Regions from separate parts of the Homo sapiens genome. Here all the other regions are linked to region 4. The links are chromatin contacts, found by Hi-C or POLR2A ChIA-PET in ENCODE. All regions are on one chromosome and are shown on one strand. The core of a region is the stretch at or near the end of the contact, and the rest is flanking DNA. Distances in the headings are between cores, read along the strand shown. Region 1 overlaps ZNF496-DT (ZNF496 divergent transcript). Region 2 holds the start of SCCPDH (saccharopine dehydrogenase (putative)). Region 3 has its middle 8.6 kb from the start of NLRP3. Region 4 holds the start of ZNF670 (zinc finger protein 670).

The links. A loop is a pair of places that touch in the nucleus more often than their neighbours do. ChIA-PET counts read pairs that join two places held with the same protein, here RNA polymerase II (POLR2A). Pooled maps may share reads with other maps.
Region 1: a loop to region 4 is called in a pooled map, with 6 times the contacts of the local background. The contact joins the enhancer-like site here to the promoter of ZNF670 in region 4. A Hi-C loop is called at or near these places in 9 of 168 maps with a recorded cell type or tissue (CD4-positive, alpha-beta memory T cell, CD8-positive, alpha-beta T cell, PC-9 and 6 more), 23 of 37 single-sample maps with no recorded cell type and 27 of 50 pooled maps. POLR2A ChIA-PET finds 5 or more read pairs at or near these places in 6 of 52 experiments (K562, MCF 10A, WTC11 and 3 more).
Region 2: a pooled map shows a loop between it and region 4 (5-fold over the local background). The contact joins the promoter of SCCPDH here to the promoter of ZNF670 in region 4. A Hi-C loop is called at or near these places in 2 of 37 single-sample maps with no recorded cell type and 7 of 50 pooled maps. POLR2A ChIA-PET finds 5 or more read pairs at or near these places in 4 of 52 experiments (BJ, H1, K562 and 1 more).
Region 3: a map with no recorded cell type shows a loop between it and region 4 (10-fold over the local background). The contact joins the enhancer-like site here to the promoter of ZNF670 in region 4. A Hi-C loop is called at or near these places in 1 of 37 single-sample maps with no recorded cell type and 9 of 50 pooled maps.

Annotation. Positions count from the first base shown.
Region 1 is chr1:247,338,560-247,346,154 of GRCh38, reverse strand. All of the region lies in intron 1 of ZNF496-DT (ZNF496 divergent transcript), which reads right to left. Among named protein-coding and RNA genes, the nearest start is that of ZNF496-DT, 10 kb to the right of the region's middle. Within about 2 kb of position 3,212, at least 4 of the 41 ENCODE cell types and tissues checked have a DNase peak (open chromatin) inside an H3K27ac peak, as active enhancers do.
Region 2 is chr1:246,721,147-246,728,594 of GRCh38, reverse strand. SCCPDH (saccharopine dehydrogenase (putative)) reads right to left here and starts at 4,186. Exons shown (of 12, transcript NM_016002.3): 1 at 3,983-4,186; 2 at 1,591-1,703. The coding sequence starts at 4,172. RefSeq lists silencers at 3,833-4,042, 4,143-4,212, 4,253-4,382 and an enhancer at 4,593-4,752.
Region 3 is chr1:247,403,737-247,411,371 of GRCh38, reverse strand. No RefSeq gene overlaps it. Among named protein-coding and RNA genes, the nearest start is that of NLRP3, 8.6 kb to the left of the region's middle. RefSeq lists enhancers at 796-855, 966-1,015. Within about 2 kb of position 1,376, at least 4 of the 41 ENCODE cell types and tissues checked have a DNase peak (open chromatin) inside an H3K27ac peak, as active enhancers do.
Region 4 is chr1:247,073,598-247,080,651 of GRCh38, reverse strand. It overlaps ZNF670 (zinc finger protein 670), which reads left to right and starts at 1,841. Exons shown (of 4, transcript NM_033213.5): 1 at 1,841-2,058. The coding sequence starts at 2,056. It overlaps ZNF670-ZNF695 (ZNF670-ZNF695 readthrough (NMD candidate)), which reads left to right and starts at 1,841. Exons shown (of 7, transcript NR_037894.2): 1 at 1,841-2,058. RefSeq lists silencers at 1,807-1,876, 1,665-1,978.

The sequences.
Region 1 (7,595 bases), core at 1,963-4,462, 260 kb before region 4:
TCAGAGACAGGATTTTGCACTATTGCCCAGGCTAGATGCAGTGGTGTAATCATAGCTCACTGCAGCCTTGACTTCCTGAGTTTAAACAATCCTTTCAAGGCCAGACGCAGTGGCTCATGTCTGTAATCCCAGTACTTTGGGAGGCTGAGGCAGGCGAATCACTTGAGGTCAGGAGTTCGAAACTAGCCTGGCCAACCTGGTGAAATCCCATCTCTACTAAAAATACAAAAATTAGCCGGGCATGGTGAGCACACCTGTAGTCCCAGCTACTCAGGAGGCTGAGGCAGGAGAATTGCTTGAGCTCGGGAAGCAGAGGTTGCAGTGAGCCGAGATGGTGCCACTACACTCCAGCCTGGGTGATGGAGCAAGACTCTGTCTCAAGAAAAAAAAAAATCATCTGAAGTAGCTGGGAATCTAGGTGTGAGCCACCATGCCTACTTAATTATTTGTTTTTTGTAGAGATGGTGCCTTTGCTGGTCTTTAACTCCTGGGCTCAAATGATCTGCCCACCTTAGCCTCCCAAAGTGCTGGGATTACAGGCATGAGCCACCATGCCTGGCCCACTTTGTTGCTTGAAAGACCCATTATAACATGTGACAGTGTTGATGAAAAAATGATGATACTACTGATTAAAGAACAGTTAGGCAGACTTTATTCAGGTGGCCAATGGAGATAAGTATAGGGACCACCACAGCAGTGTTTTACAGTGGGGAAGAGAGATTGGGCTCAACTCTGAACACAAGTAAAGGTGGAAATTTATAGCCAAGGAGCAGGGTGGGGGTCAGCAGAAAATTACTAAGAAGAAACACCATGGGCATGGGGATTCTGGCTGAACGGACCTAACAGGACTCTTGCTGAAGGCAGGCCATGGTGATCAGACTTTACCCGGGGGATGATGGAGGACAAGGAACCTGATCAGATATCACGGTGATCAGATACCACATCACCAGAGGCATGATGGAGGATGAGGAACTCAATCAGATATCAAGGGTGATCAGTATCAACGGTGCAGGATTCTGGCTAAACTGACTTAGCAGGATTAGACAATGTGCAGAGATAAACACAGAAGCCCAAAAATCAGGGCTTGAGAAGAGTTCAGGGAGCATGAGTAGAGTTTGGTCGAGAAAATCTTTGTCAATAGCAGTCCTGCTTTTTTTTTTTTCTTTTTTTTTTGATACAAAGTTTCCCTCTTGTTGCCCAGGCTGGAGTACAGTGGTGCGATCTCGGCTCACTGCAACCTCCGTCTCCCAGGTTCAAAGGATTCTCCTGTCTCAGCCTCCCAAGTCGCTGGGATTACAGACCTCTGACACCACGCCCAACTAATTTTCTGTATTTTTAGTAGAGACGGTGCTTCACCATGTTGGCCAGGCTGGTTTCCAACTCCTGACCTCAGGTGATCCACATGCCTCCCAAAGTGCTGGGATTACAGGTGGGAGCCATGACACCCGGCCTAGTCCTGCCTTCTTCTAACAGAATACAGCAGGAATTATCAGAGCATGTGCCTTTCTTGGGGATGCAGGCAAAAAATCATAAACTCCAGCCTGCAGAGTAAAAACCAAATTCTTCAGCATGGTGTACCGGGGGGCCTCCAGGTCTTATTGCCAAGTCTGTCACACAGTTCCCTCCAAATAGTGTTTTCAGGAGGCTTGGCCAGGCGCGGTGGCTGGCGCCTGTCATCTCAGCACTTTGGGAGGTCAAGGTGGGCAGATTGCTTGAGGCCAGGAGTTTCTGAGACCAGCCTGGCCAACACGGCAAAACCCCATCTCTACTAAAATTACAAAAATTAGCCGGGCATGGTGGTGCATGCCTGTAATTCCAGCTACTTGGGAGGCTGAGGAATGAGAGTTGCTTGCACCCGGGAGGCAGAGGTTGCAATGAGCTGATCGCACCACTCCACTCCAGCCTGGGCGACAGAGTGAGGCTCTGTCTCAAAAAAAAAAAAAAAAAACAGGCCCCACCTTTGTGTAGGTCTCCTGGATGCCCTTCCCTCTTTCTTTTAAGCTGGGGAATCCCCAATAAGCCTGAAACAAAACCTAAAAGATGCCCCCTTGGAGCCACCCCTGGCTGATGACAGGGCAGGGAAGTCCAGAGCTAATGTGGACCTGCTGATTGTCCTGCTAGTTCTTCTCCAAATGCACTGTGCCCTAGTCACCTGTAGGCTGCCCCTCCTGGCTGTGAACACCTCTGTAGGGAATGAAGCTTCTTGTTCTTGGGGTTAAGATGATACCCCAAAATGAAAACCTCAGTAGCAGCCTCAGAAGCAAATTTTCTGACCTTCTCCTGCCTTCCTGTCTCTGGCCTCTCATTTTCCCGAGGCCAACAATAGAAACTAGAATTCTTCTCCAAAGTGAAACCAGAACCCCCTTTTCCCTAAAGCCAGCCATTATACCTAAAAATATTAATCTAACTTCCCCCAACCTTCTGTATAAAAACTGACCATAAATAAATAATCTGACCTACCTTTTTTGATGGTAGGTCATAAGAACCCCCCCCACCATTCCGTAGAGGGGCTGCCCCATAGCCAGAAGACATGCTGCACAGGAAAGCCAGGAAGAATCTAAGCAGATGCCCTGCTGGCTTTCCCCACTCAGCCTGTTAGCCTTAGATCATGCCCTTTTCCCCAATCATTTCTCTGCGTTGCTATCTACACTTTGTTGAACCTCAGCATAAAAATAGACAGTTTTCCGCTGGGTGCGGTGGCTCTCGCCTGTAATCCCAGCACTTTGGGAGGCTGAGGTGGGCCGATCACCAGGTCAGGAGTTCAAGACCAGTCTGACCAACATGGTGAGACCCCCATCTCTACTAAAAATACAAAAATTAGCTGGGTGTGGTGGCATGTGCCTGTAGTCCCAGCTACTCAGGAGGCTGAGGCAGGAGAATCGCTTGAACCCAGGAGGTAGAGGTTGCAGTGAGCTGAGATTGTGCCATTGCAATCCAGCCTGGGTGACAGAGCGAGACTCCATCTCAAAAAAAAAAAAAAAAAAATAGACAGTTTTCCCTGTGTCTCTGGGCCTTCATTCTGAAGGCCTCTGAGTCATTTAGAACTATGAGTCATTAGAACTACGATCGAACAAATCTGTATGCCTTTTCTCCTATTCATCTGAATTTTGTCAGTTGATTTTTCAGCAGATCTTCAGAGGGCAATTCCCTCGGCTGCTACGCTGTCTTGTTGGTGGGAGGGGGGACTCACCAGGGAGGCATTTTGCTCCTCTCCCCGGGAGGTGCCGCCCGCCTCGTTGCATTACTGTCAGTCTCACTTATTTCATCTTCCGATTGCACCCGTGGGGTTTCCAGGTCATCCAGAATAAGCCCCACTTGCTCACGCTTGAGTGAGGCTGCTGTCTGATTTGATACCCAGTAAATGCCAAGTTGAATTAACTCAGAGGGAAAGAAAGAAAGGCACTGAGATCTGTTGGCAATTATCTCGATATTCCATGAGACAACTCAACAAAAGGCAACCAGAATTCAAAAGAGCTGATGGATCGGAGTTGGAGGACATTGTCAATTTTAACCAGTGAGGTGTGGGAACTAAAAGGCAGGGGAAAAGCAGGTCATGGGGTGTGTGCCTGTAATCCCAGCTACTTGGGAAAATCACGTGGGCCTAGGAGTTCAAGATTGCCTGGGCAATGTGGCAAGACCTCGTTTCAAAAAAAGGAAAAAGTGGGCCAGGCACGGTGGCTCACGCCTGTAATCCCAGCACTTTGGGAGGCTGAGGTGGACGGATCACAAGGTCAGGAGTTTGAGACCAGCCTGGCCAGCATGGTGAAACCCCGTCTCTACTAAAAATACAAAAAATTAGCCGGGCGTGGTGGCAGGCACCTGTAGTCCCAGCTACTTGGGAGGCTGAGGCAGGAGAATGGTGTGAACCCGGGAGGTGGAGGTTGCAGTGAGCCTAGATCGCACCACTGCATTCCAACCTGGGCGACAGAGCTAGACTCCATCTCAAAAAAAAAAAAGTGTTGGTGGGTAAAGCTGAAGGTGACAAGCTTCAAGTCTCAGTGCAGGGTTTCAGCTTTACAAGACATTTAATGTGAACAGTCTGGTAACAATCATTATAAAACAAGCAGAAAAGTAGGATGGCAGCAAGTTTCCTAAGACTGTCAGTCAAGTCAGTGGGTGTCAGAGGAAACAAGCCTCTGTTGTGTTTCCCAGGGCTGCTGTCATGATTGCCATAAACTGAGTGGCCTGAAACAACAGAGTCAGAAATCAAGGCATCTGCAGGGCCATGCTGTCTCCGAAGGCTCGGAATATGGACCCCTCCTTGCCTCCTCCTAGACTCTGGTGAGTGACAGCCAATCCGTGGTGTTCCTGACCTGGTACACATCCCTCCAGTCTCCGTCTCTATCATCTCACATGGCCTTATAGGGACACCTGTCATTGGATGTTGGGCCTACTCTAACTCATGATGACCTTTATCCAGTATCATCTTAACTTGATTACATCTGCAAATATTCTATTTCCAAATTAAGTTCACATTTTCAGGAACCAAAAGTTAGGACATAAACCATGTTAGGGGACACAATTTTACCCATTACAAGACCCTCCCTGCCACCCCCATTTGCACATGCAGTGAACTGGGCCTGAAGGAACGGGGATGGAAGAAGACTGGCAAAATTAAAAAAAACGGTAGCTACAGAGTGCTAAGGAATTCCTGCTACAGATCATGCTATGCTTATAAGATTTAGTGGCCTGGCATGGTGGCTCACACCTGTAATTCCAAGACTTTGAGAGGCCGAGGTGAGAGGATGCCTTGAGCCCAAGAGTTCGAGACCAACCTGAGCAACATAGTGAGACCTCACCTCTACAAAAAATTTAAAAACTTAGCAGGGCATGGTGGCACATGCCTGTAGTCCCAGCTACTTGAGAGGCTGAGGTGGGAGGATTGCTTGAGTCCAGGATGTAGAGGCTACAATGAGCGGTGACTGTGCCGCTGTACTCCAGCCTAGGCAACAGAGATCCTGTCTCAGAGAAATAAATAAATAAAATAAAAGACTTAGAGAAAGTACTTGGAATGTTTGGAGATAGAGAGGAATTCAGAATACTTCATGTGGGAGCACAAATAACTGGCAGGTGGCGTCTGTATTAGGGTTCTTCAGAGAAACAGAACCAGCAGGATGCAGATTGAAACACATAAATGAAGACGGTATTCATTATGGAAACTGGCTTGGATGACTGTAGAGACTGAGAAGCCTCATATATGCAATCTGCAGGCTGGAGAAGCAGGGAAGCTATTGGTGTAACTCTCGGTCCGAGGCTGAAGGCCTAAGAAACTGGGGGGCCACTGTCAGAGTATGAAGCTGCAAGAACCTGGAGCCCCAGTGTCTAAGACCAGGAGAAGGTGGGTGCTCTAGCTCAAGAAGAAAAAAGAATTCCTCCTTCATCTGCCTTTTCACTCTCTCTGGGCATTCAACAGATTGGATAATGCCAGCCCACATCAGTGAGGGCAAATCTTCATTACTCAGTCTGATTCAAATGCCAGTCTCTTTGGGAAACACCCTCACAGACACACCTGGAGTTACTCTTTTACCAGCTATCTGGTCATCCCTTAGCCCAGTCAAGTTGACACCGAAAATTAATTATTACAGTGTTCAATGGCAGAAGGGCAGATTAAGATACACTAAAATGAGAAATGTCATACACTATAAAGTTTAAAAGTTTATATGCAGCTAATAGAGGAGGAAGAAGGATTGTGATGAGCAAGCACCTGCTAAGTATCTCTAACTCTGCGCTGGGTATTTAAGTGCCAGATTTTGTTCTATCCATTTGGGCCAGGTGTATCAACAGTTTATGAATGGAAAAATTAACCCATCATCTCCCACCACTTAAGCAACACAGATAGCAAGGGGGCAGAAATAGAATTGCCCTGTATGTGGGTCTGACAGAGGGAAAATACCCAGGGTAGGGACAGCATGGCTTAAACTGCACCTTAGTGAGCAGGCTGGAGAGAGATGCTGAGGTCAGGAAGAAGTCTGTGCTCTGAGCTGGAATCAGGACACATATCAGGGTGTGAGATCCAGGATGAGGTCTGTACTCTGGGCTGGAATCAGGACACATATCAGGGTGTGGGATCCAGGATGAGGTCTGTGCTATAAGGTAAAATCAGGACACACAACAGGGTCTGGGATCCAGGATGAGGCCTGTGCTCTGAGCTGGAATCAGGACACATAACAGGGTGTGGGATCCAGGATGAGGTCTATGCTCTGAGCTAGAATCAGGACACACATCAGGGTGTGGGATCCAGGATGAGGCCTGTGCTATAAGGTGAAATCAGGACACACAACAGAGTCTGGGATCCAGGATGAGGTCTCTGCTATGAGATGGAATCAGGACACACATCAGGGTGTGGGATCCGGGGTGAGGTATGTGCTGAGCTGGAATCAGGACACATAACAGGGTCTGGGATCCAGGATAAGGTCTGTGCTCTGAGCTGGAATCAGGACACACATCAGGGTGTGGGATCCAGGATGAGGTCTGTGCTATGCTATGAGGTGAAATCAAGATATAGGTTAGGGTTTCTAAGTGGGATTGCACAGAAAAAAATAAATCTAAGACACATTGAGGCTCCCAGACTTTTTATCAATTGGCAAATACTAGATGTGAGGAGAAAAATGTGGAGTTGTCAGAGGTGACTTGAATTTCAGAAAATGCTATGGAAAGAGTAAGGTGGCAGGAAGCTGAACAGAATTGATATTTACTTGTTTTGTTTGAGACAGGGTTTCACTCTGTTGCCCAGGCTGGAGTGCAGTGGCACAATCATAGCTCACCTCCTCGGCTCAAGTGATCTTCCTGCTTCAGCCTCCCAGGTAGCTGGAACTACAAGTATGTGCCACCTTGCCCAGCTAATTTTTAAATTTTTTGTGGAGATGGGTTCTTGCTATGTTGCCTAGGCTGGTCTCAAACTTCTGGACTCAAGTGATCCTCCTGCCTTGGTCTCTCAAAGTGCTGGGATTATAGGCATGTGTGAGCCACCACACCCAGCCAGATACTTTTTAAATTTTCCTAAGTGACATGGCATACAAGGAATAGCTGGACATAAAATTCCAGAACTGTGAGTAAGGATGTTTTCCCCCTTTACTAGATCGACCAAAACACTGTCCTACAATACCAGAGGAGTTTACTCTGGTATTTACTCACCCAAGAACCAATCACCCCATTTGAGGCCTGCAGCAAACCCTTCTTTTCTGGAAGGCAGAGTCCAAACACTACTCAGGGCTCCAACTTCCCGGGATGGTGGTGAGAATTAGGCAATACAATGCAGATAATATACCTAGCAAATGCTGAACATATTCCGTACAAAGTCTACTTCCCCATCCCTCCCTCATTCAGACACACACACATACCCCTGTAACACTGGGTCCCTGACCACTATCCTCTTTCTCTGAACATCAGTTTCCCTCCTGAAATTCCAAGGATGCTAGGATTCAATGCATTTAAGGAGCAGACAACAAAGACGATCACAAAGGATCAAACTCACATTCATGGAAACATCTGCGGAACTGTAACATCAAGGCGTTTCCCTCCTAAGAGCATCAAAACCTCTCCAGGCTGGGCGCGGTGGCTCACGCCTGTAATCCCAGCACTTTGGGAGGCCAAGG
Region 2 (7,448 bases), core at 2,937-5,436, 350 kb after region 4:
GAGAGAGAATTCCTGAGGGAAATAGAGCAGAGCTGCCGGAGGTGCTAAGCACCACACAACGTTTGTAAACACATATTTGAAGTGTGACCAGTTAGCAGGGGGATACATTTTTCTCCAGCCACACTGTGTTACTCATGTTCAGGTGAAGAGCAGGCAGAGAATAACCAGGGCTGGGATTTTTCCAGAGTACTGAGGAGAAAAAGGCAAGGGAGATAGATGAGGGCGTCCATTATAGAGTGCAGCAGTGGACCTCATGGATGGAATCTAAGCTAGTTAAGAATGAGATGAATCTAAATCAACAACACTTCTATTTAATAGCAATTCAAAAACCCTTTTGCTCTCAATTAAAAATTATTAATATTTTAGATATTTAATTTTTAAACATCTTGCCAACTGTGATGGCTTCTTCAGATCACTAAATGTCACCAACATTCACCTTGTTACACAGGCCAAAAGTCTGATGGCCTGTGACTTGATGACTTTTTCACAGTACAACAGCAAAAGCCGTTCTCCTTTGAAAATATACTCTGGACCTAACTACTTCTCAGCACCACTACGACCCCAGGGCTTGTGCTTGCACCATTCCATTGCTCATCCTTTGTTATCTACTTTTCCACTCAGAAGCCAAAGAACTTCCAATTTAAATCAGCTGAAGCCCTTCCTTTCAACCATTCAACGCCTCTTGGTCACACCTGGAAAAAAAATCCACATCCTGGCCATGGCCCGTAAGATCCCACATGACCCAGCTCCCGGGTTGCTCTCTGATCCACTCTCCACCTCTCTGCCATGCCCAGCCACACTGGCCTCTGTCACACTCTTCAGTCTTGCCAAGCACACTGGCATCTCAGGACCTTTGTGCCTGCTGTCCCTGGAAAAGTCTCTCCTCAAAAGGTTCATGCAATTTGCTCTCATTTCATTCAGATCTTGGCTCAAATGTCAATTCCTCACAGAAACCTTCCCTGACCATCCATCTAAAAACACCAATATGCCAGGACCTTTTCTCCTTTCTTGGCTTCACTTTTCTTCAAAGCACTTTTCATTACCTCCTATTACAATCCTATTTTTCTGTCTTCCCCAAGAACGTAATGTCCACGAGGGATTTTCTGTTTTGTTCACCATTGTGTCCCAGGTGCCTACAATAGTGCATTTCACATGTGGTAAGCATCAATAAATATTTATTCAATAAATGAGTCGTTTTTTAGTCTTCTTTTTGTGCATTTAAAAAATATATTTACCCAGTAGTACAAGAATATAATTTATAAATAAAAAATATACTAGGGAGACACACTCAAACATTTTTTACCGAAGGGGTATATAGTAAAAAGGAAAGAAAATTCTGACAATCACAGATGTAACCAATCAACAAGCCAGCACACATGCCCTAAGGAGAACGTCATGGAGAGCCTGTCACTCACTCTCTCAGGAGACTTTGGTCATCTCCAGCTGCTCCTCGCAAGAAGAAAAAACTCCCCATATGGGGTTAAGGCCTTCAACCAACAATTCTGTCCTCTGTCCTTATGTTCCTCTGGAATATTTTGCTAGAAATGAATGGATTGTTTGTTCTGATACAAAGAAGGGTTGATTACTTACTGGTCCTACGCAATTGAGGACAACTGTTGCCTGTTTAGCCATTTCATCAAGCGAGGCTGGATTAGCAATATCACAGATGATGATTCCAACTTCAGATGACAGTGTTGGTCTTCCTAAAATAAGAAACAAATGAAGGAAAGTAAATCCCAGTAGAGGATTATATCTTCCTTATCTTCTTTTTACAGTAATCAGTGACAGCAAATTACTAAATACACTGATATGCTGAAAGCTAGCTCTCCTGCTTAGACAAAAGATAAAACTGTTTTTAATCAGGTAATACAAAAGGAAAAAATTATGAGGAAAACTGAGTTAACACTAAGAGTTACTAAAAAACTGACCTTTTAAAAAAAATCGAATCAAAGCGTTGTGTAAATAACAACCCTGTGTAACATGACAATTTCACAATCAAGTTTAAATGCTGAGCAGATAACTATCCAGACTTCCTCTCCAACAAGAAATTTATGTCATAAAATAGTTTCTTGGCCAGGGGCAGTGGCTCAGCACTTTGGAAGGTCAAGGTGCAAGGATCTCTTGACCTCAGGAGTTCCAGACCAGCTTGGGCAACATAGCAAGACCTTGTCTCTACTAAAAAAAAAAAAAAAATTATCTGACATGGTGGCATAGCCTGTAGTACCAGCTACTCAGGAGGCTGAGGCGGTAGAATCACTTAGACACAGAGGTCAAGGCTGCAGTGAGCTGTGATCACGCCACTGTACTCCAGCCTGGGTGGCAGAATGAGAACTTGTCTTTAAAAAAATAAAGTTTCTCATCAACCACTAAACAATTACTATGATCCAATTGTAGGTGATGGAGAGTTTCGGACTGACTGTTAACATCAAAACCATCAGGGCTGGGTGCAGTGGCTCACGCCTGTAATCCCAGCACTTTGGAAAGCCGAGAAGGGTGGATCACGAGGTCAGCAGATCGAGACCATCCTCACTAACACGGTGAAACCCCGTCTCTACTAAAAAAATTAGCAGGGCGTGGTGGCGGGCGCCTCTAGTCCCAGCTACTCAGGAGGCTGAGGCAGGAGAATGGCAAACAAACAAACAAAAAACAAAAAATTAGAACTCTGAGGTGAAAAGCACACGCTATATAAACACACACAGGCTCATAAGAAAATAATTGGAATTAACTGGCTCAACTAAGTGATGCAGGTTTCAATAGGTGAAGGTATATCCCCCCACAATGAAACTTGATTTGGGCATTATATATGATAAGTGACTAGGCTGTACCGGTACGATCTTGCTGAGCCGAAAAAAGAAATGGAAGCATATATTTTCATAGTAAAATTACTTCTGTTGGAAAAATAACGACCAAAAAGCTCTTTGGTCAGAATTACGTGTTGGTAGTGTCAGCACCAAAAGCTGTAGGAGAGTCCAGCCTACGTGGTGTCTTCTGTACATAACCACGAACAAAAGCACTCCGAGCAGGGCATTGTATGAAAGTAGATTAAACAGAAAGAATGTAGTATTTCCAGAACTCTAATGGGTGTCTGTATAAGGGAAATCTACGGGAGTTAATAGCCAAATTTAAAGGCTACGGAGTCGTAAGTCAGATGTCTCCCCAGCCATGAAGGCAGCAGGATCCGTGTGTCTGTCTCCTCTCTGTCCCATCCTGCACCCCAGACTCGGGACAGGTCTTAGCATGGACAACGTCACTCAATAAATATATGCTCCTTCAATGCTTAGAGAATCAATAAATATATGCTACCTGAATGCTTAGATTATCAATAAATATATGCTACCTGAATGCTTAGATTATCAATAAATACATGCTACCTGAATGCTTAGAGAATACGTAAGCGTCTAAACCAGAAATACACACTTTTTATTCTCTGAAGAGGAAGACTGCTGGAGTATTCTTACACACAAAACAAGAAACTAAAACAGAATAGCCACAAAGACACTGTCAGTACAACTCGTAAGCTTGCTCTCCCGTCCTCAAAACACGAGGCAAAGGGAGACTCCGATCTCCAAGAGACCAAAGCCCTCCTCTCCTCTCCGACCAAACATCTAGAAACCCGCAGATTCAACAGGTGCCCCCGCTGCGGGGCAGGATGAAGCAGAGAGAGGGACAACTCAAGTTCTTGACCATTTCGCCAGGGGAGCTCCCCAAACTGAGGCAGAAATGCAAAAAGCGGGAAAGAGGAGAAGGAAAGAAAAAAAAATGTGTGTGTATATTATACACGCACGCGCACACACACATATAGTTAAGGAGGTGGGACAAAGCTATGGCAGTATTTGAAACATCTCTCCCTCTCCTCTTCTTGTCCTCACGCAGGGCTCGGGGACACGTAGGGCGCATCCCTGCGGGAGAAACGCTCGTTTGGGGCGATGCGGGGTCCCCGGCCCAGCCGCCCGCGCAGCCCCGTCCCGCCCCGCCGCTGTACCCAGCTTCAGGGCCGCCTTCTCCAGCACCCGCTGCAGCTTCTCCCGGGAGCGGCCCGCCACGGCCCAGGGCAGGCGGGAGCTCCGCTCCGGGTCCACCTGCTCCCGGGCCACCTCCTCGGTCACGAACTGGCCGGTGAAGCCAGACGCGCCGAACACCACCAGGTGGAAAGGCCTCTGCTCGGTCGCCATGACGAGTCCACAGCGAGCCCAGGCCCCGGGGCGGGTGGAGTCCACGGCGCCTGCGCCTCAGGCAGCGACCCCAGTACCCGGCGCAGCAACGGCCGCCGTCGCCGCAGCCAGCGCGCCGGGCTCCCTTCACCCCGCGCGCGCCGCCGCGCCAGGGCCGCGCCCACGCCCACGCCGCCTCGCGCGGGAGCCGCGGGTGAGCGGCTTGCTTGGGAGGCTTCCGACGGGAGGTTTCCTAGGGCGGTGGCCCTGGGGGCGAGTCCGCTTCCAAGCCTGGCAGGCGCGGACGGCGGCCCCTAATTCCGTGCGGCGGTTTGTTCTGCAGGGCTCTGGCCGCCCCGGGCAGCGCATCTTCTAGCCCTGCTGGAAGCTGGAGGCGGCAGCCGGTTGTCCTTGTTGCACGTGGGGGTGGAGCAAAGAGTGCGAGAAAATCTGCGGATGGCCTCGGGGATGGCCCACCCCGAGAACCCTTGAGCTTGCTTGCTTTCTTCCTTTCTTTCTTCCCTTTTTTCCCTTTCTTTTCTCTTTTCTGTTTTTGAGATGGAGTCTCACTCTGTCGCCCAGGCTGCAGCGCAGTGGCGCGATCTCGATTTACTGCAACCTTCGCCTCCTGGGTTCAAGCGATTCTGCCTCAGCCTCCCGAGTAGCTGGGATTACAGGGGAGCGCCCCCACGCCCTGCTAATTTTTGTGTTTTTAGTAGAGATGGGTTTTCACCTTGTTGGCCAGGCTGGTCTCGAACTCCTGACCTCAGGTGATCCACCCACCTCGGCCTCCCAAAGGGTCGGGATTACACGCATGAGCCACTGCACCCAGCCCATTCCTGATTTTTAAAAACTCTCATTAAAATAGGAATAAATGAATGCTTTTAAAAATTTTGAAATATATGTCTTGCAAAAAAGGTACAGCCAATAACAAATATGTACCCTCAACACAGCTTAAGAAAAATATTCCAGATAGCGAGGCTTCCAGGTATTCATTCCTGAACACATTTCCTTTTGCGTCCCCAAGACGGCCACTTGCCTGAATTTAGTGTTTATTATTCCTATTCCTATCTTTCTGCTTGTTATATATGTATGTATTTATAAATATTATAGTACCGTTTTGCATATTTTGAATATTTTGTAAATGTCAATCCTGCAGCTTTCTTATTTGGTCATGATGTCGTGAACTTATTCCCAAATGATTCAGAATAAAAAAAAATGTCTGTGATACGTGTGTGGAGAGAGGGAGAGAGAGAGAAATACACCAAATTCTACAATGCTTTTGTACAATGTTGTATAGTGCTTTTGTGCAATATAATACAAAGAATGCTACAATAAAATTCTTGTACCTTTCTCCTAAAGCACCTGTGCGAAAGTGTATTGAATATGTGTCAGGAATGAAAATGGTTGGTGCTAGAATATCCATATTTGAGTTATCTCACTGCTCTTTAAAGCACATGCACTAATTTTCGCTCTCAGCGGGATACAAGAATCCTCTTGCTTTACGTGCTTGTCAGCACTTGGTATTCTCAGACTTCATGCTTGTCCATCTGGTGGGTGTAAAGTAGTAAGCATTCAAGTATTTATTAAACACTTAACTATATACTGGGCACTAGGAATAAAGTACTGGGGATATGGCAACAAATAAAGCCCCTGCCCTCAAGAAGTTTACATTCTAGTGGAGTAAACAGTCACTAAAAAATAATCTTACAGAGCCAGGTACAGTGGCATGCACTTTTAGTCCCAGCTACTTGGGAGGCTGAGGCAGGAGGATTGCTTGAACCTAGGAGTTGGAGGTTATAGTGAGCTACACTCCAGCCTGGGTGACAAAGTGAGATATTGTCTCTAAAAAGAAAATAAAAACAAAAGAAAACAAAAAACCCTAAAAAAACAGAATATATATATATATATATATATATATATATATATATATATATATATTTTGTTTTTTGGGAAGCATGCTTGCTATGGTTTGGATGTTTGGCCCCCCCAAATCACATGTTGAAATGTAATCCCCAGCATTGGAGGTGGGGCCTGGTGGGAGATGTTTGGGTCATGGGGGTGGATCCCTCATGAATGGCTTGGTGCCATCCCCAGGATAATGAGTATGTTCTCTCTGCATAAGTTCATACAAGAGCTGGTAGTTGAAAGAGCACTCATCCTTCTCTCTCTTGGTCTCTCTCTCACCATGTGATACATTGGCTCCATTTCACCTTCTGCCACGATTGGAAGCTTCCTGAGGCCTCACCAGAAGCAGATGCTGGCACTACACTTGATGTACTTCCTGCAGAACCATGAGCCAAAATATAAACTTTTTTCTTTATAAATTAACCAGCCTCAGGCATTCCTTTAAAGCAACGCAAAAATGGACTAACATAATGGTCATTGCAGCATTGCTTTGTAATAACAAAAAGTAGAAATAACTGAAATGTCCTTTATCAGAGGAATTATTAAATAAATTATGGTGTCCTATTCATTCAATAGGAACTGTGCAGCTATAAAGAATGAAGAATGACTATTCAGGTGGTTCTAGGTAAAAAACACACAACAACAACAAAAACAAAAGAATGAAGTAGGCTGGGCACAGTGGCTCACGCCTGTAATCCCAGCAGTTTGGGAAGCCAAGGCAGGAGGATCACTTGAGTCCAGAAGTTTGAGACCAGCCTAGGCAATGTAGCAAGACCCCATTTCTTAAAAAAAAAAAAAAAAAAAAAAAAAATTTTTTTTTTTAATTAGCTGGGTGTGGTGATGTGCATCTGTAGTCCTAGCTACCTGGGAGGCTGAGGTGGGAAGATTGCTTGAGCCCAGGAGTTCGAGGTTACAGTAAATCATGATCACACTACTGCACTGCAGCCTGGGCAACAGAGCAAGGCTATGTTTCTAAAAAAAAAAAAACAAAACAAAACTGTGTATAGTGACACGGAAAATCTTCCAAATTTCCTAACATTACAAGAGTATATTTAAGACAAAACAATGTATGTATATGCACACAAAATGTTAAGAATACATGATAAATCTTTTTTTTATTATACTTTAAGTTTTAGGGTACATGTGCACAACGTGCAGGTTAGTTACATATGTATACATGTGCCATGTTGGTGTGCTGCACCCATTAACTCATCATTTAACATTAGGTATATCTCCTAATGCTATCCCTCCCCCTTCCTCCCACCCCACAACAGGCCCCGGTGTATGATGTTCCCCTTCCTGTGTCCATGTGTTCTCATTGTTCAATTCCCACCTATGAGTGAGAACACGTGGTGTTTGGTTTTTTGTCCTTGTGATAGTTTGCTGAGA
Region 3 (7,635 bases), core at 127-2,626, 330 kb before region 4:
TAAAAAATAGACGGATGTGGTGGTGCATGCCTGTAGTACCAGCTACTCAGGACGCTGAGGTGGGAGGATCGCTTGAGCCCAGGAAATTGAGGCTGCAGTGAGCTAGGACTGTGCCACTGCACTCCAGCCTGGGTGACAGAGTGAGACCCTATATTAAAAAAATGCAGATTATGAATCTTGAAAAGATACTCTAATCATACATAAAAACTTGTCAATGAAAGACCACCATACTCTGTGTGTTATTATGCATTCTGAAAAAATTTTGTTTCAGATTTGGGAATATCAAAATCAACACAAATAAATAAGTCAACTCACAAAAGTAAAACGCGGTGATTTTCCATACATCATTCATGCAAAAAAAAATAATAATAATTTACTCTTGTACATTTAAGAAAAATAATTGCTTCCATTAAATACCCAAAGCTCACTTAAGTGGACTGGAACTCACAGCACTGAATTCCAAACTAAAATTGCATGAATGATTTCAAGTTGAAATCACCTGTGGTCCCCAGCTACTGGGGAGGCTGAGGTGGGAGGATCTTCTGAACCCAGGAAGTCAAGGCTTGCAGTGAACTGAGATTGTGTCACTGCACTTCAGCCTGGGTGACAGAGCCAAATCCTGTCTCCAAATAAATAAATAAATAAAAATACGCAAATAAATAAAAATTTAAAAAGAACTTAATCCCCCAATACAATAGTATTCAGGGGTGTGGTGTTTGTGGGGTGATTGAGTTTGTGGGGTGATGAATGGGATTCACACACTTGTAAAAGGGCTCCGGGTTCAAGGGGGTGCTCTCTCTTGCCTATCTGCCATGGGCCATGTGAGGACATGGCAACAAGGCACCATCTTGGAAGCAGAGAGCACTTCTCACCGGGCACCAAGGCCAGCGCCTTGATCCTGGACCTCACGGCCTCCAGAGCTCTAAGAAATAAATTTCTGCTCCTTAGAAATTACCCAGTCTCAGGTGTTTTGTTAGTACAAACGGACTAAGACACAAGCCCAAGTGGGATGATCTCAGGGGTGCTCAGCAAAGGCAGAGATCAGCCCAGAAGCCAGACATCCTCCCCTACTAGAGAGAACAGAAGAGATCGGAGGTGGGGAGTGCCAAAGTATCTGAGGTTACCAAGAAACAGACTGCATTTCAAACTGAAAGTGACTGGCTGATATTAAAAATGGCAATTTCACTTTCTCTCACCAGAAAAAATGTGACTAGCAGGAAGGGAAAAGGTATGAACAAAGACAAATTGGGTTTCAGAAAGTACAGTCATAACATTAGCGAGACTTTGTGAGTTCTTGTGAGGAGACGTGACCTTCCGTTGCTGCTGCTGCTCTTCCCTCTTTCCAGGGGTGACTGCTCCTCTGGGGCCTGGAGTGCTGGCGCTGAGTCAGCTTCCCCAGCTGAGGTGGGTTTTCCTAATGTGTCTATGACCCAAGAGTCCCAGGGGCCCCCGATTCCTCGACCTCTACACTTTCTGAGACACAGACTAAAAAGTGGATGGCCATCAAGAAAAAAGCTGTCAGTTCTTACTTTACGAAAGCCAAGTCCTTCATATAAGCATGCTATGTAATATGTTGGAATTGGCTTCTTCATCCCATTTATCTTCTCCTTTTCCTGTGTTCATAATCTGATCTCTAGAACCCACCAAGAGTGTTAGAGCCAGAGCCCCTTGTCTTGGTTCTTTGCCTCATCTACCTTTAAGGAATGCCTCCCAGTGCTCTCCAATATCTCTGAAAGACACATGCCAAGTTAAAGCAAATCGAGAGGACTTTATTGCAAACTCACAAAGAGAAGGAAAACAGGTAAGTATTCTTCATTACAAAAGTAATAGATAGTATGATTTTGTTTTTTGTTCATTTGTTTGTTTGTTTACTTGAGACGGAGTCCACTCTATTGCCCATGCTGGAGTGCAGTGGCGCAATCTCGGCTCACTGTAATTTCTGCCTCCCGCATTCAAGCAATTCTCCTGCCTCAGCCTCCCGAGTAGCTGGGACTACAGGCACCCACCACCACGCCCGGCTAATTTTTGTATTTTTAGTAGAGATGGGGTTTCACCATATTGGTCAGGCTGGTCTCCAACTCCTGACCTCAGGTGATCCACGCACCTCGGCCTCCCAAAGTGCTGGGATTACAGGCGCGAGCCACCACGCCCAGCCAATAGTATGATTTTTGTGAGGCATACATGGCTTGACTAAAAACCAGTGACTGAGTCACTTATATTTTATTTCATTGCTGAAATATAAACAGTTTCATATATGAGGGAATAAATTCAATCCCACCTACATTTTTTTCTTTTTCACAATTTTCGGTGCTTTTAAAAAATATTGTCTTCTTTTGAATACATTTTTAGTTGATTCATCTTTATTGTGAGGTATAGACACAAAATCTCAGTCTCACAGTATACTTACATTTCTAAGTTTGTTGCCAAGATGTAAAATCAGGGCTTTTACATAAACTAGTCAGATTTCAGGTTTCTGTTTAAAACTTAGAATTCTAGAACTAAGTCAACCACCATCCCTTCAACAAACGTGGCACCAGGAGCTTGTGCAGGCTGCCCCCACTGAGCATGGACTCAGGTTTTCCACAGTCCTCACCACTCCCTACTACCTCCTACTTTCCGTCCACACCTCTCATTTATATCGCCCACCGGAAACTCGAGGAATTGGAATTCACAGCACCTGACTTTCAACCTTGCCTTTAAACAAATAAATAATCAAAAAATAAACAATCAAGTTCCTTCATCAGAGATAAGGGACATTTGAGAGCAGTCAGTTATCTGCAGGAAAAAAAAAAAAAAACAAAAACGGTGATTTTAGTGCTCCTTGTCCATAACAGGTGGCTATGCCCAAGAGCCAAAAGGTAGAGACAACCCCAGTCTCCCGCAACAGATGAATGGAAAAACAACAAGGGCTATACACACACCACGGAATAGTCTAAAGAGAAAGGAAATTCTGACACACACTGCAACATGGACAAACCCTGAGGACATTTGCTGAGTGCGACAGGCCAGTCACCAAGGGACACACACTGTACGATTCTATGTATAGGAAGTTTCTACAGTAACCAAATTCACAGAAACAAAAAATAGAACCAGGGACAAAAAAAAACAGAGGGTGGGGGGATTGGGGAGAGAGGAATGGGGAATGAGTGCTTCATGAGTACAGAGTTTCACTTTTGCAAGATGAAAGCATTCTGGAGATTGGTTGTGCAACAATATGATTATTAAAAGTAAGAAACTGTATTTCGCTTTACCAGATATACCAATATAAATAATAAATGGACTGAATTCTTGAAATATATTTATAAGCATAGAGAAAAGAATGGAAAATACATACCACTTTTGCCTCCGAGGTCACCCTGAAAAGAGGTGACTGAGTTGGGAGAAGAAGTTTCTGCTTCACACAATTCTGTATCATCTGTTTTTTGCAAATAACATCAGCAATTTGTTAAAAAGTTACAGAAAAAGCTAAAAAGAGTTCCTGATAAAGAGGGCAGGGGGAAAGCTCTAGCCCCCGTGTCATTTCTAAAATCAACTACGAACAACAAGAAAGAGAAACAGAAAAGGAATCTCCACTTCTATGAAGACACCACTCAGTGGGGGACTGACCCCCAGGTGCTTGGCACCTGGGACTGGGAAGAGGAGGGCCAGGATGAGGGAGACCCTCTGTAGACCTTGGGGGTGGCAAAGAGAATCAAGGTTTTCCCAGGGCTGAAGCACAAACTAGTGGAGTCATCAACCCTGAGCCCCGCTCTCTTTGGAACCACAAGGTCAAGTCCACGGGCAAACCCCAAAACCTCTTTGGACACTGTGAGCAACAGCAGGAAGTGGGGAGGAAACACGGACGAGCATCTGCCAGAGCAAATGGTTGTCTGTTCCCAGTGTGGGAGAAACTGCAGGTCAAGACCAGCCTCAGCCATGCTGACACCAGTCACTGAGAAGTGCAAGTGAAATCACCCCAAATCTGTGACATGTAGGTTTTGGTGTGAGTCAAGGAGACTTCCTGTTAGTCTGGAGAGGACCACACCCCACAAAGAGGAGCAGAGAGCACAGGATGAAAGCAGGAGGCAGGACTCACGCTGCCTGCCCTGCCAGCACGTCCCCAGGCCTCGGCCTGGCACTGTTCCAGTGCCCGAACCTCGCTGTCACTCTGATGACTGGTGACGCGGATACATCCTTTATCAGAACAAGGACTTCGAGTGCATGAAATAAAACACAGAGATGACAAAGAGAATGGTAAAACATTTTTAAAGTTTGTAATATTTATGCACCAATTAATCATATCTAGCAGCGGGCCTAATAACTGGCATAATTTGAAAGTAGTGGTGACAGCAACTGACGTTTCAGCAAAACTGTAACAATATGAAGGTATCTAATTTCTAATGTGAAAAATGTATAGGACCTACTGATACTAATGGGCTGTGTCACTCACATTCATTAGAGAAAATAAAGAAGAGAACATTCTTCCCATCCAAACTCACAGATCTCCCCTGAATGATATCCACAGACTCCTTGGGGATATTTGCTAGGCCTTCTCCCAACTACTCTCCAAAACAGCGCTACTCCAGGAAAAATTCCATTATTTCAAGAACAGTGACCAATTTTTTTAAAAGAACCATCACGGAAAATATTAAAGATAATGTCAGAGAAGAAAACAAAAAGAGGAAAGGCATATGGCAGACAGAAAGATAATGGAGAACACTGAGTGATGACGGTATACCACAAAGCAGGCACAATAACGGCTCCCAAAGATGCCCATAGCCTAACCCCTGTAAACCATAAGTACTTGATGTGACGTGGCACTCTCATGATGTGACGTGGTGCTCTCATGATGTAGCGTGGTGCTCTCATGATGTGACATGGTGCTCTCATGACGTGACATGGCGCTCTCATGATGTGACGTGGCGCTCTCATGATGTGACGTGGCGCTCTCATGATGTGACATGGCGCTCTCATGACGTGACGCAGCGCTCTCATGACGTGACATGGTGCTCTCATGATGTGACGTGGTGCTCTCATGACATGATGCGACACACTCATGATGTGGTGTGGCATTCTCATGACGTAACGCGGTGCTCTAATGATGTGGCACGGTGCTCCATGAAGTGACACAGTGCTCTCATGATGTGACGTGGCGCTCTCATGACGTGACATGGTGCTCTCATGACGTGGTGTGGCACTCCATGAAGGGATGTGGCGCTCTCATGATGTCACGTGGCGCTCTCATGATGTGACGTGGCACTCTCATGATGTAACGTGGCGCTCTCATGATGTAACGTGGCGCTCTCATGACGTGGTGTGGCGCTCCATGAAGGGACGCAGTGCTCTCATGACATGGCGTGACGCTCTCATGACGTGGCGTGGTGCTCTCATGACTTGGCACGGTGCTCTTATGATGTGGCGTGGCACTCCATGATGTGACATGGCGCTCTCATGATGTGACATGGTGCTCTGGTTTGAATGCGCCCCCCACAAAGTCATGTGCTGGAAGCCTCATCACCAAGGCAATGGTGTTGGAAGGTGAGGGCCTCATAAGATGTGATTAGCTCACGAGGACACTGCGCTTATTAATGAATTAATGTCATTATCCAGGGAATGGGTTCATTATTACAAGAATAGTTCTGTTATAAAAGCAGTGGCTCATGCCTCTAATCCTACCACTTTGGGAGGCTGAGGCAGGAGGATCACTTGAGGCCAGGAGTTCGAGACCAGCCTGGTGCACACCTATCATCCCAGCTATGTGGGAGACCAAAGTGGGAGGATCACTTGAGCCTGGGAGTTCCAGGCTACAGTGATCTGTGATTGTGCCACGGCACTCCAGCCTGGATGATAGAGAGAGACCCTGTCTCTTAAAACAACAACAACCAAAACAAAAACAAGCAAGTTCAGCCTCTCTTGCTTTTACTCTTGCCCTCTCTGCCCCTTCTGCCTTCTGTCATGGGATGACACAGCATGAAGCCACTCACCAGATGCCGGCACTTTGCTCACTGTGCGCTCAGTCTCCCAGACCTCCCGAATGATGAGCCAAATACATTTCTGTTCATTATAAATAACCCTGGCTGTGCCATTCTGTGATAGCCACATAAAACAGATGAAGACACACAGCTAAGGAGAGTTAAGGCAGCAGATGGAATTAAGTTCGTTAATCAGCTGACCTGAAGGTAGGGAGAGTATCCCGGACCATCCAGGTGAGCCTAATCTATGGACCCGAATATAAGGGTCTTTACAAGGGAAAGAGGAAGGTAAAAGGAGGGTCAGAGGGATGTGACGTGTGAAGGACTCAGATGAAAAGGGCCACGAGCTAAGGAATAAGGGAAGCCTCTGGAAGCAGGAAACGCAGGGGAACAGAATCTCCCCTGAAACCCAGAGAGGAACGCAGCCCTGCCAGTGCCATGATTTTAGCCCAGTGAGGCCCATATTTTACTTCAGACCTGCAGAACTGTAAGATTATAACTTTTGTGGTTTTTCAGACAGTAAGTTTGTAGAAATTTCTTATGGCAGACATAGAAAACTAATACAATTGGGAAGAACTAGTTCTCTGTGAGATGAAAGAATTTACAGAATGTCTTGTCTATCACATGTAAGGGTCTGAAAAAGAAACATAAGGGTTGGACGACACAGGCAATCTGATGCAAAGGAGATGAAATGATGGAGCGACAAACTCAGATAAAAAGAAAGGGAGAGAGTCTCCAGAAATGAAGATCACAATAAAAGCAGCACAAAAGAAAAACAGACTCCACTCCGTCGTCATTCAGTGTGGTGGAGAACATGATTGAGAAACAGAGCAAAAGAGAGAGCAAAGGACAAAATGTTTAAGAGCATTTTAAAGCCAAATTAAAGATGTATAAGTCAAAGACAAGAATAGGCCAGGCGCGGTGGCTGATACCCGTAATCCTAGCACTTTAGGAGGCCAAGGCAGGCAGATCACTTCAGGCCAGGAGTGGCAACATGGCAAACATGGCCTGGCCAACATGGCAAAACCCCCGTCTCTACTGAAAATACAAAAGTTAGCCAGGCATGGTGGAATGTGCATGTGGTCCCAGCTACTCAGGAGGCTTGAGGCAGGAGAAGCACTTGAACACAGGAGGCAGAGCTTGCAGTGAGCTGAGATCGCACCATTGGACTCCAGCCTCAGTGACAGAGCGAGACTCAGTCTCAAAAAACAAACAAACAAAAAAGACAAGAATAAATGCAAGAGAATAAATGTCAAGAACTTGAAAAAAACTCTCCAGCCACACACAGTGGCTCACACCTGTAATCCCAACATTTCGAGAAGCCAAGGCAGACGGATCACTTGAGCCCAGGAGTTCAAGACTAGCCTGGGCAACATAGTGAGACCCCATCTCTACAAAAAATTACATTTAGCCAAGTGTGGTGGCACATGCCTATAGTCCCAGCTACTCGGGAGCTTGAGGCAGGAGGATCCTTTGAGTTCAGGAGGTCAAGGCTGCAGTGAGCAACCTCCACTGCACCCTGGGCAACAAGAGTGAGACCCTGTCTCAAAAAACAAGCAAACAAACAAAGCAGAAGACAAAAAACCTTCCTTAAATTAAGGTATGCTTCAGTCTACCAAATAAAATGGCACAATGTCATAAAAAAGAATGAAATCATGTCTTTTGCAGCAACATGGATGGAACT
Region 4 (7,054 bases), core at 592-3,091:
TATGGTACAAGGACAAAGGAGGCAATGTATAGAGCCCCTCACTTACGATGGGACAATTTGGCCGGGCGCGGTGGCTCACGCCTGTAATCCCAGCACTTTCGGAGGCCGAGGTGGGTGGATCACCTGAGGTCAGGAGTTCCAGACCAGCCTGGCCAATATGGTGAAAGCCTGTCTCTAGTAAAAATACAAAAATTAATCAGGCGTTGTGGTGGGTGCCAGTAATCCCAGCTACTCAGGAGGCTGAGGCACGAGAATCGCTTGAATCCGGGGGGCAGAGGTTGCAGTGAGCCGAGATCATGCCACACTGCACTCCAGCCTGGGCAACAGAGTGAGACTCGGTCTCAAAAAAAAAAAAAAAAAAAAGGGATAATTTGAGCTCAAAAAATAGATACAGACTGCAGTGTATGGAATCTCATTAAATACACAAAAAATAAGGTTAGAAAAAAGTCACTCACATTTTTTTTGTTTGCTGAGGCCACGCCGTCATTGTTATGACAATTGATTAAAGGGAGAATCAAGCTTTTATTCTTCCTTTCCTAATAGGGTAGGTTTTAATGTAATGGAGAGAGTTCATGAGAAAACGCCATTTTTAATAGAAGAATGAGAACTAATACCTGTAGAGAAAATAATTAGAAAACCACTATTTGGCAACTCTCACTGAGATAAGTGAAATTAAGAAATAGTAATCAATAAATAATGAACAGTTACATGAAAGGAACAGGCAGACATTCCCGAACAACCTTAAAATAAAGTGGTAAAACCAGACACGTGTATCCAAATGTGCAGGCTGAATTGAAACATGCTGGAAGCTTAATATATAGAGTGATTTTTCATTAATAATATATCGATTGTAAGGCCGTCTGAGCAGGCTGCGCCATGGTCAAGCCATTGTGATCCCTGTGACCCACACGTGTACATCCAGAAGGTCCTGGAGCCAGAAAGTCTGGGACAACAGGAAAACCACAAAGGAAGAAAAACGGCTAGTTTCTGTCTTAGCTGATTAGCCAACCTTGCAGCATTTTACCGTTGTGACGTGCACTACCCTAACTGATCAATCAGCCTAGTGACACTGTGACCCCTCCCTCTTGTGACAATGTACTTTGTGACATTCTTCCCCCGCCGGTAATAAACGGCCCCTGACTGTAACTTTCCACTGCTTACCCCTCACCTATAAAACTAACTCCAATCCCACGACCCTCCGCTGACCCTCTTTTCGGACTCAGCCCGCTCGCACCCGAGTGAGTAAACTAGCCTTGCTGCTCACACTTAACCTGTTTGGGTAGTCTCTTCAATTAGGCGCGAGCTTAACATCGATCATATATTGAAACAATATTTTTGGATATATTTGGTTAAATAAATCATTGTAATCAATTTCACGTGTTGTTTTCTTTTCTATTGCTACTGGAACACACGCGGCTCACATTTTATTTCTATGGGGCGTTGCTACCTGAGAGGACATTGTCTTTTCAAAATTCAAGCTGCCTCTAATCCCACTAGAAGCAAGAAAAAAAAAAAAATTCAGGCTGCCTCCTCAAAAGACCAGAGGCCAGGAAGGTTGTGAAATCTGAAATTTTAGAATAATTGTCATCATAGTGTTTCCAATTGTAAATATCACAAATATTACTCATAAATGGACATAATCCTGTGTATGAGCTTGAATGGGAAAGTCCCCCGGGGGGCGCCAGGTCTCAGCACAGGGCAGAATCCATGCCTTAGAAAAGGACTGCAGGGAAAGAACCTGGCCTCACTCAGCGCCGTGTCTGATTGCATCTCCCGTCACTCAGGACTGAAGGGGCGGGGCCTAAGGCCCTGTCCAATCGGGCGCTGGGAAGGGGACTGTACTCTCAAGCGCGCCGCGAAAGGAGGGAGCAGCTTCCGGGACCTGGCGCGGCTTTTGTGTTGGGCAGCGCGAATGTGGCGAGCTCGGTGCGTCTCCGCTGCTCCTTCCCCTTATCCCTGGGAGGTCCAAGTGGTCCCGCGGCAGCTTCTGTTGCTCTGGGACCTGCAGGTCCCGGAAGGTCCTTAGGGAGGACCCCAGACACCGGAGACTGGGAAATGGTGAGTGTGCCGGCCAGGTGTCTCGGGAAGGGGAAAAGGGAACCGCCAGGAAGCGGTTGTGGCGAACCCGGACCTCCCCGCGGTGCCGACCCGAGTTTCCGCCGGCGCCTCGCGGCCTTAGTGGCACAGGATGCGGGGCTGGACCCGCAGCCAGACCCCGGGCCGCCTGGCTTGTCCCTGCCCCGCCGCTTCGGCCAGGCCCGGAACCCTTTCTGGGCAGCTCTGCCTCTGTAGACCCGCATCTCCCTCGGATCGTGCGGTGCCGACGGGAGGGTCCTCAGGGGAGAGTCCCGACTTGGGGTTCGGGGTTCCTGCGTGGGAGGAGCTGTGGTCTGTGAAGTCTCCAAATCCTCCTTTCTCCTGTTAGAAAGAAAACTGAGGCGCCGTTAAAATATTAAGGAGTTTATTTGAGCAGAGAGTCGTGAGTTAGGAAGCCACCAGCGTGGTTTGTGGTTTGGGGAAGGAAAGGGTTTTTTGTAAGGAACCCGAGGAAGCAAACCCAATTAAATAATTGATCGTGTACAGTTATGTAGTCACCCCATATAGACTGTGCAGCCAGATATCTCCTGGTTATGTAACCAGAGGTTAATTGGTGGGTTCGTGGTTGTTTAAGGCTGTTTTGTTTCCCTTTAAGTTATTAATTTACAAGACAAGCATGAGTTACGTTTTGGTTGGTTGTTTATTCATTCATGTGTGTATGTACATGTGTATGATGGAGTCTTGGACTCGGGCTCAAGCGATCCCCCCACCTCAGTCTCCCTAGTGCCTGTGTTTAATTATTTTCACATAACACTCCACATTTCTAAGTGTATGGCAACAGGATCTCACATCAACGACCCTGTTCCCACAGCCTAACTCTTCTGGGGCTTGTAGTAAAACCCTAAATTTCCAATTCTTTTCCTATATTCAAATGCAACATTATCAAGTATTTGTCTTTTATTGTACATTTCATACAGATGAAGTGTGTTATTTTTTTCAGAGTAGTGAGTCGTTCTGAAAATATTTGTTTTCACTCTTAAAATATTTCTGAACATTACACATGAGTGGAAAGCAGAAAATAATCACCTGACAGTTAATTGTAGAAAAAAAAAGTCTTTGTGCATCTCCTAATTTTATCTTTTTTGAGTGTGCACATCTTACCAGAGTATCTTTGGGGTGAAGTTCCCTTTTGGAAACTTTAGAGGGTGATATGTCCTCAGCCACCCTTATATCTTTTCTTGGTCCTCTGTTTAGCAGCCAGATCTCTTGGAGTGTCTAATGAATACCTTCTCCTGGGTCATCTCCTCACAGAGGACAGTTTAAAATATGGAAGTAGAGCCTCTCCAGGCAGCATCTGGGTGCCCTGGAGTTGAGAGACGTCTCCTAGTATACTCTTCGTTTAAAAAACAAATCCCTGGTGCATTGGGATTTTCTTCCTCCAACCCCAGTTTTCATCATTCCTTGGAGACACGTTGGTGGCAGCCAGTCAGATGCTGGTATTAAGGGAAAAATCTAGAAATGATTCCTGCGCTCTGGATTTTCTCGGACTTGGGAAAGGAGAAAAACTATCTCAAAGGACAAGGAATACCCACCCCAGTGAGGTGGTGCAAGAACCAGAAAAGCACCATCATCAGAATTATGTAAGAAGAGAGTTGGCTGGGCGTGGTGGCCCACGCCTGTAATCCCAGCATTTTGGGAGGCCAAGGGAGGCAGATCACTTGAGGTCAGGAGTTTGAGACCAGCCTTGCCAGTATGGCAAAACACTGTCTCTACTAAAAATACAAAAATTAGCCCAGTCTGGTGGTGCATGCCTGTAATCCCAGCTACTCAGGAGGCTGAGGCAGGAGAATCGCTTGAGGCCAGGAGGTGGAGGTTGCAGTGAGCTGAGATGGTGCCACTGCACTCCAGCCTGGGTGACAGAGGGAGACTCAGTTTGAAAAAGAAAAAAAAAAAAAAGAGAGTTTATTCTAAAGTATTGCAATGGGGAAAAACACCAGGTATAAGAGCTGCAAGCATGTTAAAGTTTAGGCAGAAAAGGGCTTAGAAATTCAGGCACACAGGCCAGGTGCGGTGGCTCACGCCTGTAATCCCAACACTTTGGGAGGCCGAGGCGGGCGGATCACGAGGTCAGGAGATCGAGATCATCCTGGCTAATGTGATGAAACCCCATCTCTACTAAAAATACAAAAAATTAGCCGGGCATGGTGGCGGGCGCCTGTAGTCCCAGCTACTCAGGAGGCTGAGGCAGGAGAATGGCGTGAACCTAGGAGGCAGAGCTTGCAGTGAGCTGAGATCACGCCACTGCACTCCAGCCTGGGTGACAGAGCAAGACTCCGTCCCAAAAAAAAAAAAAAAATTCAAGCACACAGTGGGGCACAGTACAGTGTCTCCTGGGAGGGTGGTCATTGAGTATTTCTGTGAGGAGAATGGGCCTGTGAGGATCTCCAAAGTGATGCAGTGACCTGACCTGACTCTTGACCCAGAGATGTCTGTGTTCTGCCAGCATGACCCCTCCCTGAGTTTATTGCCTTGAAAAGATTTATTCACTTAGTTCAGTTTCAGTTTTTCATTAACTTTAAAATATGTTTTATTCAGAGAGCTTGAAAGATTAAAAAAAAATATTTCCAAAGAGACAAGAAGGAGGTGGATTTCAAGGGGGCAAAAATCTATTCATATTCCATTTGTTAAAAATTCTTGTTAACCTTTTTCTTCCCAAGAGTGAGTGTAGTAAGTTTCTCAAGTCTGTTCTTTTTTGAAGGAGATTTCAAATGGAATTCTAGGACTTTGCTTTGGGAATGTGTATTAGTTTGTTTTCATGCTGCTGATAAAGACATACCTGAGGCTGGACAATTTATAAGAGAAAGAGATTTAAAGGACTTATATTTCCACATGGCTGGGGAAGCCTGACAATCATGCGGAAGGCAACAAGGAGCAAGTCACGTCTTACGCGGATGGCTGCAGGCAGAGAGAGAGAGAGCTTGTGCAGGGAAACTCCAGTTTTTAAAACCATCAGATCTCATGAAACGTATTCGCTATCACCAGAACAGCAGGGGAAAGACCTGCCCCCATGATTCAATTACCTCCCACCACGTTCCTGCCACATGTGGGAATTGTGGGAGTTACAATTCAAGATGAGATTTGAGTAGGGACACAGCCAAACTATATCAAAATGTTACCAGGGAAAAATATGAAAAATCTCTTTTCCATTATGGCTGCAGAAAAATGAATACATTTCCACAAGCAAGTGTTGTAGATAAATTGGTGAATTATAAATATTTATCAAAACATCAGTGCCTCCTTTTTGCAGGGTGGAGAATTTATAACAGTGGATAACCCTGTTTTTTATCCTGTTATCTGGACATTGGAGTTTAATGCTAAGTTTTATGGGATAGGACTTGGCAACTCCTGGAGATGATTTGTTATCATGGAAATAATAAATAAATGACATATTTATTATATGATAGGGATAGATACTTTGGCTTTTCCAGTTGAGGTATTAAACGTAAGTGCCTCACTCAGTTCTTCCTTGGGAGCCTCCCTTTACAGATGTCCCAGCCTGCTCACCTCAGCCATGAAAGGAGCTCTTTATATTGAGAGAAGCTACAGAGTTCTGGAAATCTGGTGTTCACAGGTGGATGTGGTTGGGCCTGGATTGAAAGGATGAGATCCCCTTTTTAAGGGTGTAATTTTCATTGTCCTGGCATTCTTTCTAGACATTATTCAATAAAGCAGGGGTCCCCAACCCCTGGGCCATGGAGCAGTACCTGTCGGTGGCCTGTTAGGATCCAGGCCATGCAGCAGGAGGTGAGCAGCAGGTGAGTGAACATTACCACCTGAGCTCCTTCTCCTGTCAGATCAGTGGTGGCTTTAGAATCTCAGAGGAGCACGAACCCTACTGTGAACTGTGCATGGGAGGGATCTAGGTTGTGTGCTCCTTATGAGAATCTAATGCCTGATGATCTGAGGTAGAACAGTGTGGTCCCAAAACTATCCCCACCATCCATGGAAAATCTGTGTTCTATGAAACTGATCCCTGATGCCAAAAAGGTGGGGAACTGCTGCAATAAAGTAAATTCAGAATTATGTAAGAAGGGAGTTTATTCTGAAGTATTGCAATGAGGAAAAACACTGGGTATAACAGTGGCAAGCATGTTAAAGGTTAGGCAGAAAAGGGCTTTCTTTCATAGGAAGGAGCAAACTAGATTAGAAAAAAGAGGAGAGGAAGAGGGCCGGATGGATTCTAGATCAGAGAACATTTCACCCTGAGGTCAGCCTGTTCACAGGAGAGGCATAAAGAGGGGTTGTATGTTGGCTCAGGCTGAGGGTATATCAGAGTTCAGGGGCCTGAGGGAAGGAGGGAAACTTAAGTAAAATTTGGTTAGCAAGTATTTTGTTCTGACCACTGAAGACAAATTTGGTCAGCTAATTAGTTAAGAGGCGAAAAAAAAATTACGCTGTCTGTTTCTGGCTTTATTGTACGTAAAGGAAGCATCATCTAAGTCATAATGAGAAGGTGTTTGTTTTCACCAAGCTGTTCCTGGAGAACACAAAGAATGTTTTTGTTGTTTGTTTTTTAACTTGCATATATTTAACAGGATTACCTACTCACCCCATCTTCCCCTGCTATGTTCCCGTGTCCTCTACAACTCTTCCATTGAGTTGTTCCTGAGTCACATCTTGTATAATACACTGGTAAACATCAGTAAATTGTTTTTGCTGAGTTCTGGGCATAGTTGTTTTTCACGTTATCAAACCTGAGGAAGGGGTGATGGGAACCTCTGACTTATGAGCAATTGGTCAGAAGGATAGATGGGCCCCTCAGGCTTGCAACTGGCATGTGCAATGTGGGCAGTGTTGTGGAACTGATCTGTGAGCTTATGGGGTATGTGTTGACTCTGAGTGGTGTTGGAATTTAATTGTTGGACAATTAGTAGGTGTTGGAGAATTGGTTGGTGTTCAGCAAAGTCCACACATTTGGTATCAGAAAAAGGACTCACAGATCAGAGCCTTCACCTGA